Linked DNA regions of Mus musculus: region 2 is linked to region 1. The links are chromatin loops, found by intact Hi-C in ENCODE. Cell type or tissue: left cerebral cortex. All regions are shown on one strand. Each heading gives the region's core, and the rest is flanking DNA. Links, peaks and the distances in the headings are about the cores only.

The links. A loop is a pair of places that touch in the nucleus more often than their neighbours do. Peaks named below come from ENCODE experiments on the same cell type or tissue, not always from the same donor. Only the 100,000 strongest peaks of a DNase experiment are listed, where the experiment ranks them.
Region 2: a loop joins it to region 1, with 2.2 times the contacts of the local background. A loop is called at or near these places in 22 of 42 quality-filtered maps.

The regions. Positions count from the first base shown.
Region 1 is chr9:108,198,847-108,207,172 of GRCm38, reverse strand. It overlaps Dag1 (dystroglycan 1), which reads left to right. Exons shown (of 4, transcript NM_001276482.1): 4 at 1-2,312. Among named protein-coding and RNA genes, the nearest start is that of Bsn, 13 kb to the right of the region's middle. In left cerebral cortex, for the core only: CTCF peaks have their summits at 3,927, 4,848 (motif pointing left) and 5,778 (motif pointing right); DNase peaks (open chromatin) are centred at 2,125, 2,474, 3,929, 5,835 and 1 more place; H3K4me3 peaks cover 263 bases; H3K27ac peaks cover 4,454 bases.
Region 2 is chr9:108,275,251-108,283,576 of GRCm38, reverse strand. No RefSeq gene overlaps it. Among named protein-coding and RNA genes, the nearest start is that of Nicn1, 11 kb to the left of the region's middle. In left cerebral cortex, for the core only: a CTCF peak has its summit at 4,299 (motif pointing right); no DNase peak of the experiment used is centred there; H3K27ac peaks cover 451 bases.

The DNA.
Region 1 (8,326 bases), core at 52-8,051:
CATTGCCCACTGGTCCCCAACACCTGACCTAGCACACACTGACAACAGGGCCTGGACAAGCCCGCCCTCTCTGGTCCTCCCAAACCCCAAAGCTGCTGGAGAGACTTTGGGGGACTTTTTTATTTTCATTTTTTGCCTAACAGCTTTTTGTTTGTTCATAGAAAAGTCTTCGCTGCGTTTTTTGATGGCTCTGAAGCACTGTTTGAGTAGAGGTAGAAGGAGGGAGCGAGGAACCGTGAATGAACTCGCAGGCAGTGCTGGGCGGCCCCAGCTCTCTGCATTTTGCCTTTAACACTAACTGTACTGTTTTTTCTATTCACGTGTGTCTAGCTGCAGGATGTAACATGGAAAACAGTAGCTAAAGATTACATTCAAAGGACTTTCAGAAATTAAGGTTAAGTTTTTACATTTAATCTGCTGTTTACCTAAACTTGTACGTATAATTTTTGGGTGGGTATGGGAAATTGCTTTGCTAAAAATAAGATCCCAGGGTGTTTCAAACTTAGAGAAGACCAAGGGACAGTATTTTTTATCAAAGGAATCCTATTTTTTCACACTATGTCAACTTGGTTGCTCTGATATCCCAGAGCCTGACTGAGGGCCTCCTGGTCCTGGCTCGGGTGCCAGGGCCCTGGTGCTGGGTTCGCTCTCCCGCTGTTGCCAGGGGCTGGAAGCTGGAGGGGCCTCTTGGGCCATGGACATCCTGACCTCTACCCCATGCACGCTAGTGGCCTACCACCAAGGGGGTCTTCATTTCTGTGGGAAAGGGACTCCAAAAGGCATTGGTGGCTATGGCCTCCAACCTAGGTGCTCCAAGGTGGGCCAGCTGCTCGTAGGGGCACCTGGGAAGGTCGAAGGACTCCACCTCATCAACCTTTCTTTTCCCTTCTCTGTGGTTTGGTTTGGTTTGGTTCTGTTCTTTCCCTTCCCTCTTAAAAGGAATATCACGGTCTTTGAAACACTCAGTGGGGGACATTTTGGTGAAGATGCAATATTTTTATGTCATGTGATGCTCTTTCCTCACTTGACCTTGGCCACTTTGTCCCAACAGTCCACAGCCCTACCCCATATACCCTGCCCCTCTTCTCTGGCGCTCCAGTCCTGGGCCGTGGGCCTGTGGCTGGGGAGGAGTGCCAGCAATAGTTCATAGTAAAAGTCTGTGGGCTCTCAAAGCTAATTTTTTACTAAAGTTTTTATACAGCCTCAAATTGTTTTATTAAAAAAAAAAAGATTAAAAAATGGTGATGCTTAGCAGCAGTTTGTATAAGCTCCTAGTGTCAACTCCATGGGACTGATGGCTTTGCTCATTTGGACCCTCCCCTCCTTCTTTTCCTAATGGGTTAAATTCTGGATTACATAGAGGCTTCCTTTGCCTTTTTTAGCAGAACATCGTCCATCTGTCTGCATCTCTGTCCCATGACTCAGGGGCACCCACTCTGCTTTGATTCTCCTCCTTTGGAAGAAACCATTTTGAGCATGCCTTTTCTTGATGTCTGAGTTATTTCGGGTACCTTTTAGGGAGGAATGCCTTTTGCAATAATGTATCCCTTCCCTGATGGAGGGTGGGTGGGTGGACCCAGGCTCCCTTTGCACACGGAGCAGTACCTTCTAAGCCATATCGACTGTTGAGCAGAGGGTGTGCTGTCTCAGGAAGGAAAGGCCAGTAGTTCAGAAGGGTTGCTTCCAAATGGTGGTTCTTCTGCTTTCTCCACAAGGCCTACCCTTCCTGCTCAGCCCCCAGGAGGGTTCTTTGTAGTGAGCACTCCCCATGCGGGAGTCTGCCGATGAGTGCTTCATGGATGGCTGGTGACTGGGCCTTGTGCTCCCAAGCTCTGGTCCGAGCTGGAGTTTCCCTGATGTCCCAGAGTCAAGAGCAGGGATCTGATCCGATGAAATTATTTCTGGTGACCTCATCAAAAATAAATAAATAAATAAACAAATAAACAAATCCCAGTATTCCAGGTGAGGGCTTTGGGAAGCCCTCCAGATAACTCTTGTTGCTCTTAGCAACCCCACCATTGGGCATTGCCATGTAGAGAGGAGGCAGGCCCAAAGTGGCCTGTTGTCATAGCAACTGGAGGCAGTGGGGCAGTGAACAGAATAACAACAGCAACAATGCCTTTGCAGGCAGCCCCCTCCCTGAGCCGGCGATGGCCATCAGACTCTGAGACAGAGAGCCAATCTCACATTCAAGTGTTCACCAACCACTGACGTGTTTTTATTTCCTTCTATATGATTTTAAGATGTGTTTTCTGCATTCTGTATAGAAACATATCAAACTAAATAAAAGCAGTGTCTTTATTACAATGTCATTGCCTCTGACTGTCTATTTACCTGGGATCTTCTGGTTCCTGGGCGTGAATGGTGGGAGAGGATCAATCATGGTAGAGAAGGGCAGCTCAGGGAACCTCTGCAGAAGCTGCCATTTCTGTGCCGCCGGGACCTCTGCCAATACGCAAGCTGCTTCTAGTGCTCCTTCTGCCTTTAGTCAAGACTAACTTTAGTCCTCAGTTTCCTCATTTGCCAAGGTAGGGTATAACTGGGAGTCTAGTGGATGGGGTGGAGCGTGATGGGAGATGTGCCTCAGAAGAGGCAGCCTCTCTGAAGGCTGGGGTGGAGCTATGCTGATGGAAACTCTACTGTGGCTTTTATCGTCTTTTGTCCAAAAATACCTATGGGCTTGGGATTGGCTGGTAACCTTAGCGAGCGGTTTCTAACCAGGGTGCTTTGTGCTTGAGCTTCCAGATTCTGGGTGGCCAGCCCTAAGGTGGTGCCTGTCAGGATGTAGACGGGCCTAGGTAGAATGAGCGTACTCCATATCTAGGAAAGGACAGGTGTTCTCCTGGGACAATGCTCATACAGGAAGTAGAGATGCAGCAGTTGTTGCCAGAGGGCCAGTGGTTACAGAAAAAAACGGTGCCTCTTCTGGTTTGTCTCTGCTTCTACCAGCTCACCATGAGTCTTTGCACCCCACTTTTCCTGATGGTCCAAAAGTGTTTGCAGTTAGGATATAAATGTGTAGCACCTTGAAAATGCCAAGGCAAAACCAGCCTAGGCACAAGGGCAGACATGGTGGGGCACACCAATAACTCAAGTTCTTGGGAAGTGGAGCGAAGAGGATCAGGAGTTCAAGGACAGAGTAAGCTACTTAGTAAGTTTCACCTGGGACTCATGAGACCTTGTCCAAAGATACCACATCAGGAAAGACTCCTGACAAGTGTTCAAAGGCACATGCCTCACGGAGCCTTCTAAGCATTGCAGCAGGAACCCCGTAGATGACCCCACAATTGCTCTCAGTTAAGCTGACCCTCAGAAAGCTCAGCTTAAGATGAAACTGAGGATGATCGAGAAGCTACAGGCTGCACGGGGCTCCAGCTGCTTCCTGTCTTCTTTGCAGGAGGTGAGTTGCTGTTGAGCCTGGTAGATGGCCTGCTCCCCAGCCCTCAGGCCAAGTTCCTATGATCTTGTCTTGGTGGAAGTGAGTCTGCCTATGAACAGAAGGTGATAGGAGGGCAGGGGGCAGGCAGAAGGGTACTAAGAGGAACCTGTTTTTCTACTTGATTTGACGCAGGGCTACTTCCTGGGATCCCTCCAGCAAGGCTCTCCAGTCTGTTATTGAGGTTAGGACAGTGCTGTCTCCAAGGGGCTCCAAGATACCCAGTGAACTGGGGCATGGAGTTGAGATAATGGATTATAGTCAAGAGTCGGCCCTCAAGAGAGGTAGAGAGAAAAGCAGAGGATCTGAATTCTTAGCAATCTTGTGTAGACACTTCCGTGAGAGCCAAGCTCTCTGGATCAATCATGGGCGAGACAAGGCTGTTGGCTAGAGGACCTAGTGTGTTTATGAACGGTGACTCGCCTGGCTTCTAGACTATTGCTAAGATGTAGCTTCTAGCTTCTTTTTCTATGCTCCTGCCAAACGAGCCGCTAGGAGGAGCTCTTCCCTGGTTTCTTTACAATACGCAAGGTCTATTCTCAAATACCGGTCCTTCAAAGCTAAATTTTAGTTTCAGTATTGCTGTCTTAAAAATCCATATCAGAGGCCGGGCGGTGGTGGCACACGCCTTTAATCCCAGCACTCGAGAGGCAGAGGCAGGTGGATTTCTGAGTTCGAGGCCAGCCTGGTCTATGGAGTCAGTTCCAGGACAGCCAGGACTACAGAGAGAAACCCTGTCTCAAAAAAACAAAAAACAAAAAACAAAAAAAAAAAAAACAAAACCCAAAAAACCAAAACCAAAACAAAACAAATCCCTATCAGTCTAGCACAGTAGCACACGCCTGTAATCCTGGCGTGTGTGAAGCAGAGGCATTAGAGGAGTTGAAGACAGTCTTGGCTACATAAAAAAATCTGAGATCAGTCTTGGCTACATGAGACTGTCTTAAAACAAAAAGCCTGCAGTGGCACACACTGTAATCCAGCATTCAGGAGCCAGAGGTTTATGAACCTCTCTGAGTTTGAGGCCAGCTTTGTCTGCATGGTGAGTTCCACTCCAGCCAAGACTACTTAGCAAGATCTTGTCTCAAAAAAGGGGAGATGGCGCCAGGCATGGTGGTGCACACCTTTAATCCTAACACTTGGGAGGCAGAGGCAGGCGGATTTCTGAGTTCAAGGCCAGCCTGGTCTACAAAGTGAGTTCCAGGACAGCCAGGGCTATACAGAGAAATCCTGTCTCAAAACCATCCCCGCCCCCCAAAAAGAGGAGGTGGGGAGCAGGAGAGATGAAATGCTCTCCAGTTCAGAGCACTTGCTATTTGTTAGTCCTGAGGACCCAAGTTCAGTGGCTAACACCCACATCTGGTGTCTCAGCCTCCTGGATGCCCTCTTCTGGTCTTTGTGGGGACCCACACCCAGGACATACATTTAACATAGATACACTTACACATAAATAAAAACAGATCTTTAAAAGTGAAAAGGAAAATGAAAGGGAAAAGATAATCGGTGTGGTAGCACTTGCTGTTAACCCCAGCATTTTGGGAGGAAGGTAGATCTCTTTGAGTTCCAGGTCAGCTAGGATTACACAGTGAGGTCCTATCTTGAAAATAAGAAAAAAAGAAAGAAAAGTTATTTATTTTACTCACTTTCTATAAATTACTGTCTTTGATGCACGATGGCTAAGGCAGAGAAGTTGGCCACATTTTTCCAAACTAGCGTAAGGCAAGTTCCATTCCTAGGTGTGACCCCAACACTATTATTTTGTTTGTATTGTAGAAGATCAAGGTGTTTTTTTTTCCAATTTTTATTAGGTATTTTCTTCATTTACATTTCAAATGCTATCCTGAAAGTCCCCCATACTCCCCCCACCCACCCACCCACTCCCACTTCTTGGCCCTGGTGTTCCCCTGTACTGGGGCATATAAAGTTTGCAAGACCAAGGAGCCTCTCTTCCCAATAAAGACCAACATTTTAAATAAACCTCCTAATGAGGGATGGATTTACCACTTCTTTATGAGGACTCTAGAAGATGCAGAGGAGACAGTAGTTTAAAGGAGGGGTGCCCATCTGCTGGGAATTCCAGTGGTAGGAGCAACAGTTGACACCTACTTTGCTGAAGATGACTCGAATTTCATCTGAGACCACGTCTCTTGGGGGTTCTGTGAAGCCCAGATCTCTAGGCAGGTTCAGGACCAGAGCAAGGATTAGGTCTCAATTTGATAGTGGCTCCACAAGCACGCCAAGGAAGCCCCAGCTGACTAGCCCCAAAGGAGAACAATGTCTCCCGACTACCAGGAGATAGCGCTATAGGACTAAGAGGCCAGCAGTGGGCGGGGCTTGAAGAGGTGGGTTGTGGGTGGGAACAAGAATGCCGCAGGCATCAGAAAGTCGGGCTGTGTGCTGGAATGACTTAGGGAGGGAGGGGCTAAATTGCGCCAGCATAGCTGGGAAGGGAGGGGCCACCCGGATGTGGGCAGGACTGAAGCAGAGAGGCGGGCGGAGCGGTCCTCTAGTGGCGCTCAGGCTTCACTACCCTGCTGGGTTCTGAGAATGTGTCTGGTAATCCGAGGCTGTCATTCACATAATACATTCTCTCTCCTAAAAGGAAGCCTGCAGGGGAATGGGTGACGTTGAGGCCCTGGCTTTGCGCTGGCTTCTGCTCTGGGGTTTGAATTCTGCCTGCAAAGTTTGAATTCTGGTGTATTATATAGTCCTTAGGATTCTAACTACTCGTCCTAGCAAGATGGCTTAGTGTAAGGGCGGTTGCCTGAATTTGATCTCGTGATCCATATGTTGGAAAGAGAACTCTTGAAAGTTGGTTTCTGATTCAGATTACTAAACAAATAAACGTGGGTTGGGGAGACCCTCATCCTTTGCCAGCACAAAGTTCTCTCTTACTTTAAGACCTGTGCTCCATGGAGTCTAATTTCCACAATTTGGGTTTGTTGGATTTGTAGTCTCTCCTTCTTCGATCCTGAGAGCATCCGAGGCAGGGGATAGCCTGATAGGGTACTTCGGGATTTGGGAGCGTCTAGACTAGCAGTTAGGCACATCTGGTTGTTGGAGTCGTTTTAGTCTGTACTCCTGGGCAAAGAACATGACCCGAGAAACGAATGGGGATGGAGAATTGGTGGCTCATTCTCTTGTGGACCTGGGGCCTGAGTGCCCTGAAACGCCAGAGAATGCCTTTCCTCAGACTGTCCAGCTCCCGGCACACACTGGGAGAGCAGGTGATCGCTAGCTGGCCAAGAACGCTGTTGTTCTCTGTCTACAGGGTAGCTTAGTCTCAGGATATAGGGACAGATAAGTTTGGAGCCTACCACAATGGGGCAAGCTGAGGATAAGTCAGCCTTCCTACACAGTGACTTGAACTTAGTGCTCCAGGATCATGCCCCACTTCCCTTAGATACTAAGGGAACCTACGGTTAACAGTCTAAGGTTGAGAGCACACTTGGGGGTTGATCCTTTGGGGTCAAATGGCCTTTTCACAGAGGTTGCCTAAGACATTAGAAATCACAGATATTTACATTACACTTTACAACAGTGGCAAAATTACAGTAATGAAGTAGCAGCGAAAATAATTTTATGGTTGGGGGGTTACCACAACATGAGGAACTGTATCAAAGGGTCTCAGCTATGGGGAGGTTGAGAACCACTGTAAGTCTTAGAACGTCTTCTAAAGAAGGTCTTGGGAAAGAGAGGTGGAGCAAAGAGCTGGTCCAGTTAGTGTCAGAGGTGGGTGGACCTCTGAGGGAGTCTCTGAGAGGAAACTAGCTTTGTTTCAGATGCATTCATCCTCAGGGAGCCCAGGGTTGAGATGGGCAGGAACTGGCCATGGGGATTCTGATGTGGATGTAGACCTGCTGGATGCAGGAGCTCATGTCCTGTAGCATGTGTATGTGTGTGTGTGAGGGTGTATATGTACATGAGGGTGTGTATGTGTGTGAGTGTGTGTATGTAAGGATATGTGTGTGTGTGTGAGGGTGTGTATGTGTGTGAATGTGTGTAATGTGAGGGTGTATATGTGTGTGAGTGTGTGTATGTAAGGGTGTGTATGTGTGTGAATGTGAGTGTGTGTATGTGTGTGAGTGTGTGTATGTGTGTGAATGTGAGTGTGTGTATGTGTGTGAGTGTGTGTATGTGAGGGTGTGTGTGTGTGTGTATGTGAGAGAGAGTGTGTGTGTGTGTTGGGATGAGATGAGAATACTTGATTTTCCTGTGTCTAGTGTATGCTTAGAGTGAGGACAGTGGTGCAGCTCAGTTTGTAGTGTTTGCCCAACAAGCATAAAGCCTGGGTTCCATCCCTAGCACCATAAAAACCAGATGTGCCTTGGAAGACCAACAATCCCAGCACCGCAGAGGTGAATACAGGAAAAGTTCAAGGTTTCCCTCCTCTACAGTGGTACATGTATTCAATCCTAGAATTTAGGAGGCAAAGACAGGTGACTTTGCCTGTGACTTTGAGGCCAGCCTGGTCTACATAGCAAGTTTCAGGACACCCAGGGCTACATACTGAGACCTTGTTTCAAAACAAACAAACAAACAAACAATTAAGACTAAAGGGAATGTAGTGCAAATGAGAGCTTGAAGAAGTGCTGACTGTGAGTCCCTGGGCCCTGCCTCTATGATAATTATTCCCCACAACCCTGCTGTGGGTCCTGAGGCTGCACACTCCTGGAACTCCAGCCTCCTTAGAGAGATTCAGGCTCAGGAAGGGCTAGGATTCTTAGAGCAGCCTTGGGAATGGTCAGGGGTGAGCCTGTATGGAATTAGCATTAATAAAGATGGGGAAGACAATTCAATTGCTCACGGCCTTTCTGCTTACAGCAGATGGAGCCCGTCCTTTGCCCAGAGTTACTTGGAATTCTTTTTTTGTTACTTGGAATTCCTAGT
Region 2 (8,326 bases), core at 37-8,036, 76 kb before region 1:
CCATATCTGTCCTAAAGATTTATTTTTGAAGTCTGGAGAGATCGCTCATTGGTTTAGAGTATTGGAATTGGAATTACAGATGGTTGTGAGCTGCCATGTAGATGCTGTGTGGATGCTGGGGACCAAACCTGGGTCCCAGAAAGAGCACTCAGTGTTCATAACTTCTGACCCACCTCTCCACCCCCTATAGCATATGTTTTTATTCATTTTAAAATTTTATGGTTTTGGCCATTGTTCCTGAATGTGTGTCTCTTCATGACATGAATTCAGTGCCCTTGAAGGCCAGAAGAGGGACTAAGACTCCTGTAACGAGGGCTGGAGAGATGGCTCAGAGGTTGGGGCACTGACTGCTCTTCCGAAGGTCTTGAGTTCAAATCCCAACAACCACATGGTGGCTCATGGCCACCCATAATGAGATCTGACACTCTCTTCTGAAGACATCTACAGTGTACTTACATGTAATAATAAATAAATCTTTTTTTATTTAAAAAAAGACTCTTGTAATGGGAAGCACAGATAGTTGTGAGCCACCATGTTGGTGCTGAGACTTGAACTTAGATCCTGCCAGGCGGTGGTGGCACACGCCTTTAGTCCCAGCACTTGGGAGGCAGAGGCAGGTGGATTTCTGAGTTCGAGGCCAGCCTGGTCTACAGAGTGAGTTCCAGGACAGCCAGGGCTATACAGAGAAACCCTGTCTCGAAAAGAAGAAGAAGAAGAAGAAGAAGAAGAAGAAGAAGAAGAAGAAGAAGAAGAAGAAGACGACGACGACGACTCAGATCTTCTGGAAGAACAGCCAATGTTCCTGATTGCAGAGCCAACTCTCCAGTCGTTTGTTTGTTTGTTTCAAGACAGGATTTCTCTATATAGCTCTGTTGGTCTTGGAACTTGCTCTGGAGAACAGGCTGGCCTTGAATTCAGAGATTTGCTGGCCTCTGCCTCTGCCTCTGCCTCTGGAGTGCAGGGATTAAAGTTGTATACTACCGCTACCACCTATCCTTTTTTTTTTTTTAAGATTTATTTATTTGGGGCTGGTGAAATGGCTCAGTGGGTAAGAGCACCCGACTGCTCTTCCGAAGGTGGTCCGAAGTTCAAAATCCCAGCAACCACATGGTGGCTCACAACCACCCTTAATAGATTTATTTATTTATTATATGTAAGTACACTGTAGCTGTCTTCAGACAGCACCAGAAGAGAGCGTCAGATCTCATTACAGATGGTTGTGAGCCACCATGTGGTTGCTGGGAATTGAACTCAGGACCTCTGGGAGAGCACTCAGTGCTCTTAACCTCTGAGCCATCTCCCCAGCCCCCACTTATCTTTTAAAAAACCTTTTCAGTTTAATTAATTTACTTTACACCTGCATGCCAGAAGAGTGCATCAGATCCCTTCATTGATGATCATGAGCCACCATGTGGTTGCTGGGAATTGAGCTCAGGACCTCTGGAAGAGCAGTCAGTGCTCTTAACCTCTGAGTCGTCTCTCCAGCCTACTCTCCAGATCTTATTTTATTAAGTGTGTGTGTGCGTGTGTGTGTGTGTGTGTGTGTGTGATACATGTTTGGGGATGCATGCTACAGAGTGTGAACGGAGGTCAGAGTATTTCCTAGTTTGCAGACATGCCCACCCGCCACACTGATGGAGGCCATTCTTCAAGTGAGATTCATTCTTCCCAAGTGTGCCAAATTGACAGCCAAGGTTAGCCATCACACAGGACAACTCTGTAGTGTGGGTGTTCTCCTTCCACATTTACAAGGGTTTAGAGTCAAACACAAGTCACCAAACCTGTGTAGCCATATCACCGTTCATAGTTTTAGGGTCCCCTGATTTATTGTTTTATGTTTATGGTGTTTTGCCTGAATGTCTGTCTGTGTACCATATGCAAGATGGGTCCAAGTGGACCGGAAGACGACATTGAATCCCTTGGAACTAAAGTTAGAGAAAGTTGTTAACCACCATGTGGTGCCAGGAATTGAAACAGCTCTCAACTGCTGAGGCTTCTCTCCAGCCCCACAGAATTTGGGTTTTTAAAAGCAGGGTCTTATGTAGCTCATGCTGGCCTCAAACTCCTGAGTCTTCTGCTTCTGCCTCTCAAGTGCTGGAATTTCTAGGCCTGTGCCACCACACCTGCCTCGCTTGCTCTCTCTGTCTCTCTCTATGTTTCTGTGTGTCTCTGTGTCTCTCTCTGTCTCTGTCTCTCTGTGTTTCTGTGTCTCTGTCTTTCTTTCTTTATAATGGTAAGGATTGAACCCAGGACTGCTTTGTGCCTACTAGGCACTCTACCATTGGGCTGTATCCCTAGCCTTGGGTTTATATGTGTGTGTGTGGTATATGGTGTTGATGTGTGTGTGTATGTGTGTGATGTGTGTGTGTGTGGTGTGTGGTAGATGTATATACATGGTGTGGGTATGTGTATGTGTGTGTGTAATGTATGTGTGTGTACTGTGGTATGTGTGTATGGTGTGTGTATGTATGTGTATATATGTGTGTGTGTGTGTGGTATATGTATATATCTGTGTGGCATGTGTGTATGTATATATATGTGTGTGTGTAATGTGTATATGTGTATGCATGTGTGTACATGTGTGTGTGTGAAAGAGAGAGAGACAGAGAGACAGAGAGAGAGAGACTTCTGTAATCTAGGCTAGCCTCAAACTTGCTACGTAGCCAAATAACTCTTGCTTTTCTGAGACAAGGTCTTGCCATATAGCCTAGACTTGATAACTTGATGCTGTCCTCTTGTCTCAGCCTGCAAGATCTGGGATTACAGGCATAGGCCACTGCACCTAGACCCTCTCATTTATTTGTTTATTTATGTATTTTACAGTGCTAGGGATCAAACCCACGGACAGTCTGTTCAGCTGTCTCCAATAGGCTGGGGGGAGGTAGCACAGTGGAGAAGTGGAGCAAGCCGCTTCCTTGAAGCTCTCCTAGCCTAGTCTCCTAGGCTCTGGAGGGCAGTGCGAGTCAACGTGGCCAGGAGGAGGCCCTTGACTCATAGCCAGTTGGGGCTGAACCAACATGGAATTTCCCTAACCTTAGGGGCTCTTAAGGCTGGAATCCCTACAAGTTAAATAAGTGAGACATAAAAAGACTTTTAAATTACAGGCTTATGGGCAAGATAATGTAGAGAAACGTGTTTTGTTTTGTTTTGTTTTGTTTTTCTGTGAAAATTGTCAATAGCCTTTTCAGATTATGAAAGTAAAGAAGGCTGGAGGAGGAGCCTGCTCTGGTCATGAAATCCCTTCCCAGGCCCTGTTTCTAAACACCACGGTGCCTTCCAAACATTGGCTGACAGCCCTAGCATCTCCCTGGGGCTTGCTGTGGAATACTCAGCTGTTCCCACCCTGGTCTCTGTGTGCCTAATCAAGAAGGACAGGAAACAAGATTTTTCTCCAGTTCTTTGGGGCGGGGGTGCTGGGAGAGCTAGGGGCTTCGAGCTTCCTGCAGCTGCTGGGAACAGGAAGCCAAAGAATGCTTGTATGTCCTGGTTTTCCTGGGACTCATGTCTTGCCATCAAAGTCTCTGGGCTTCTTCTTCTTCTTCTTCTTCTTCTTCTTCTTCTTCTTCTTCTTCTTCTTCTTCTCCTTCTCCTTCTCCTTCTCCTTCTCCTTCTCCTTCTCCTTCTCCTTCTCCTTCTCCTTCTCCTTCTCCTTCTCCTTCTTCTTCTTCTTCTTCTTTTTTACCTCTACAGGACAGGGACTTCCAATTTAGCCTTGGCTGTCCTGGAACTTTTTGTTTGTTTGTTTGTTTGTTTTTGTTGTTGTTTTTGTTTTTCTAGACGGGGGTTCTCTGTATAGCCCTGGCTGTCCTGGAACTCACTTTGTAGACCAGGCTGGCCTCCAACTCAGAAATCCACCTGCCTCTGCCTCCCAAGTGCTGGGATTAAAGGCGTGGGCCAGCACTGCCTGGCGTCCTGCAACTTGTTATGTAGTCCAGACTGGCCTCAAAGTCACAGAGATCCCTTGTTACAGTCTGCAGAGTTCTGGAATTAAAGTTATGTGCTACCATGCCTGGATCTCTGGGCTTTCCGTCAAAATTAGTTTTTGTTGTTGTTTTTAAAGATTTATTTCAGCTGGGCGTGGTGGTGCACGTCTTTAATCCTAGCACTTGGGAGGCAGATGCAGGTGGATTTCTGAGTTCGAGGCCAGCCTGGTCTACAGAGTGAATTCCAGGACAGCCTGGGCTATACAGAGGAACCCTGTCTCGAAAAAAAACAAAAAAAAAATTATTTATTTTTACTTCATGTGGATGGGTGTTTTGTCTGCATAATATATATTTGCCTCACTTGCATGCAGTGCCTTGTGAGGCCAGAAGAGGGTGCTAGATTCCCCTGAATCTGGAGTTACAAGGGGTGGTAAGCCTCCACGTGGATGCTGGAATTGAACCTGGGTCCTTTGCATGAGGACTAAGTGCTCTTAACCACTGAACCATCTCTCCATTTTGGCTTTTACTAACCACATGTTTTATCCCCTCTCAAGAGAAATCCAGAATGAAGATGACTGTGGTTCCAGACAGTGTAAGACCCAGGGAGCTATTTTATTTTATTTTTTCAGATCTGTTATCCACAAATTTCATCAGTTTTGGTTGCTTCGTTTGAGGACTGCTTGAAGGATCAGTCAGTCACCTCTGCTCCATTTGTGTCCATTTGGCCTGGCCGTGTCCTGTTCCACTGAACCCCTCCTGGGAATTCACAAAGCTAGAAGGAAAATTTGGATTGACCCAAAGGCTCAGCTACCGTGAAGTGACCTCTCCTCCAGAGGGACTCATCCAGCTCCTGGTTTCCTGGGGGTCTATTTCCCCATCCAGGAGCGGAAATGTAAACTTCTTAGCTTCGAGGACTGCGACTTTCACGTCTCTGCTTTGGGCATTCTTGCATGACTGACGATGGAGTAAAGGGCTTAGAAAATGCCTTTATCATTCATCTACTGTCCTGCTTCCATGGATACACTCTTTTTTGTTTTGTTTTGTTTTGTTTGAGACAGGGTTTCTCTGCATAGCCCTGGCTGTCCTGGAACTCACTTTGTAGACCAGGCTGGCCTCCAACTCAGAGATCCACATGCCTCTGCCTCCCATGTGCTACAATGCCCAGCTTTGTTTTGTTTCTTTTTTTTTTTTTTTTTTAAAGATTTACTTATTTGCAGGGCATGGTGGCACACACCTTTAATCCCAGCACTCAGGAGGCAGAGGCAGGCAGATTTCTTAGTTCGAGGCCAGCCTGGTCTACAAAGTGAGTTCCAAGACAGCCAGGGCTACACAGAGAAACCCTGTCTGGAAAAACAAACAAACAAACAAAAAAGATTTACTTATTTGTTTTATGTAAGTACACTGTAGCTGTCTTCAGACACTCCGAAAGAGGGCATCAGACCCCATTACGGATGGTTGTGAGCCACCATGTGGGGAATTTGAACTCACAACCTCCAGAAGCAGAGCCATCGGTGCTCTTAACCACTGAGCCATCTAGACAGCCCCCTCCATCTCATTGTTTTATACAGCAAGTTCCAGGCTGGCCAGAGTCACATAGTGAAAACATATCTGAAAAAAAGAGGAGGCAGGGGGAGAGCGACTGTGGCTGCTATTTCAGGTCAGGTGCTTGCCTAGAGGCACTGGGGCTCTCCCTGGCTTTGATCCCCAACATTGGAAACCAGATGTGGTGCCATTTGTCTGTATCTTAGCACTTAGGGGAGACAGGAAGATCAGAAGTTCAAGGTCATCATCCCATACATAGAAAGTTCAAGGTCTGGGGCTGGAGAGATGGCTCAGCAATCTCTGCTTTTCCAGAGGACCTGGGTTTGATTCCCAGCTAACAACCATTTGTGCCTCCAGTTCGTTCTACAGGCTCCAGTGCTCTCTTCTGGTCTCCCTGGGCACCAGGAAGGCATATGGTGCTCAGATACACAATTGAAAATATACACACAAAAATAATTAAATAACATTGTTTTAAAAGTTCAAGGCCGGAGCTGGAGAGATGGCTCAGTGGTTAAGAGCACTAGCTGCTCTTCCAGAGGTCCAGAGTTCAATTCCCAGCAACCACATGGTGGATCACAACCATCTGTAATGGGATTCAATGCCCTCTTTGGTGTCTAAAGACATCGACCGTGTACTCATAAAAATTAGGTAAATAAAACTTAAAAAAAAAAAAAATTCAAGGCCTGAGCTAGCAAGATGGTTCAGCGGGTAAGAGCTCTGACTGCTCTTCGGAAGGTCCTGAGTTCAAATCCCAGCAACCACGTGGGCTCGCAACCACTCGTAATGGGATCTGACGCCCTCTTCTAGTGTGTCTGAAGACAGCTACAGTGTACTTAACTATAATCATAAATAATTAAAAAAAAAGTTCAAGGCTTGCCTGGACTGCAAAATAATTAAAAAAAAAGTTCAAGGCTTGCCTGGACTGCATGAAATCCTACCTCAAGAGCAATTGGTGGGACTGGACAGATGGCTCAGTGGTTAAGAGCACTGGCTCTTTAACAATTCGACCACCACTATTTCTTTTTTTTATTTTTTGTTTTTTTTGTTTTTTTTTTTTTTTTTTTTTTTTTTTTTTGAGACAGGGTTTCTCTGTATAGCCCTAGCTGTCCTGGAACTCAGAAATTTGCCTGCCTCTGCCTCCCAAATGCTGGGATTAAAGGCATGTGCCACCATGCCCGGCTCCTAACCACTATTCTTAGTTCTCAAATTATAGGTATTGATCACTTTAAGGCAAATCCTTATAGGCCAGTACAGGACAGGGTGAGGACTTCAATTTACTCTGTGGCATGTAGATGTCACAGAGCAGGTATGTGCTTTTAGAATTTGGGCTGTAAAATGTCAGCCAGACATTTACAACCATTTCCTTCAGGCTTTGGGAGACCCCACTCAACCAAACGTTCGTGATTTACTTGTGTTGAAGATTGAACCCAGCACTTCATGCATTCTAAGAACTTTCTCTTCCACTGAGTCCAACTTTATTGGGTATATTAGAAGTGATAGAATACCTTGTGGTGGTGGCCAACACCTTTAATCCCAGCACTCTGGTAGAAGAGCCAGGTAGATTTCTGTGAGTTAGGTCTACAGAGGGAGTTCCAGGACAGCTAGGGATATGCAGAGAACCTCTGTCTCAACTAATAAACAAACAAAATAGAAGAAGGAGAAGGGGAAGGAGGAGGAAGAAGAAGAGGAGGAAGAACAGGAGGAGGAGGAAGAAGAGGAGGAGGTAGAAGAGGAAGAGGAGGAGGTAGAAGAGGAAGAGGAGGAGGAGAAGGAGGAGGAGAAGAAGAAGAAGAAGAGGAGGAGGAGGAGGAGGAGGAGGAGAGGAGGAGGAGGAAGAAGAAGAAGAAGAAGAAGAAGAAGAAGAAGAAGAAGAAGAAGAAGAAGAAGAAGAAGAAGAGGAAGAAGAGGAAGAAGAAGAAGAAATGCCTGTGGTCTTGACACTTGGGAGCAAATGCAGGTTTGAAGCTAGCCTAGGTCTAGTGAGTTCCAGGCCCAGGCAGAGCAATACAGTGACAGGCTGTTTAAAAACAAACAAACAAACAAACAAACAAACAAACAAACCAGGATGGAAAGATGGCTCAGCCCTTAAGAGTACTTACTATACTTGAAAATGACCTGATTCACTTCCTAGCACCCTTGTTGGGCAACCCTCAGCCAGCTTCAGGGAGATCCAACTCCCTGCCCAGACGGAGACACATATTAAGAGCACTGGCTGCTCTTGGAGAAGACCTGGGTTCAATTCCCAGCAACCACATGGCAGCTCACAACTGTCCCTAATCCGACACCCTCACACAGACACACATGCAAGTCCCATGAAATAAAGATAAATAAATTAAAAACAAAAGGTACATCTTAAACAAACAAACAAACAAACACAAAGAGAACTCCTAAGGGATAGACCCACCTCTAGGCACTAGAAGTTCACAAGATAGGCAGAGAACAAACAGACTTGAGCTCTCCAGTCTGTTTTAGAAATAAACCTTTTAAACCACAGAGAGCCATACAACGTGCTAAGTAGGTGTCCGGAGCAGGGACGGGCCAAAAGCAGAGACAAGGAACGAGCTGAGAGTGAGATAGGTCAAGTGGCAAAGAATGTCGTGGGCAGAAGGGTCAGCATGTGGGAAGGCTTGAGGGAAGCTGGCAAATGCTTGGCATGTTTGCAGAAACTTAGAGGTCCCTCGTGACTGGGGTGTCTGAGGAGCCATGTGGCTTGTGTGGTATGCAAAGGAAAGCACAAGGAGCCTGGTCTAGGTGTTGAGAGAAGTATAGATTGGGCATTCAGGAAGATAGAAAAGGAGGAGGTAGGGGCACTAGGGGAAAGTTAAGAGGAAAGGGAAAGTGACCAGGCAGGCAGGATGGGG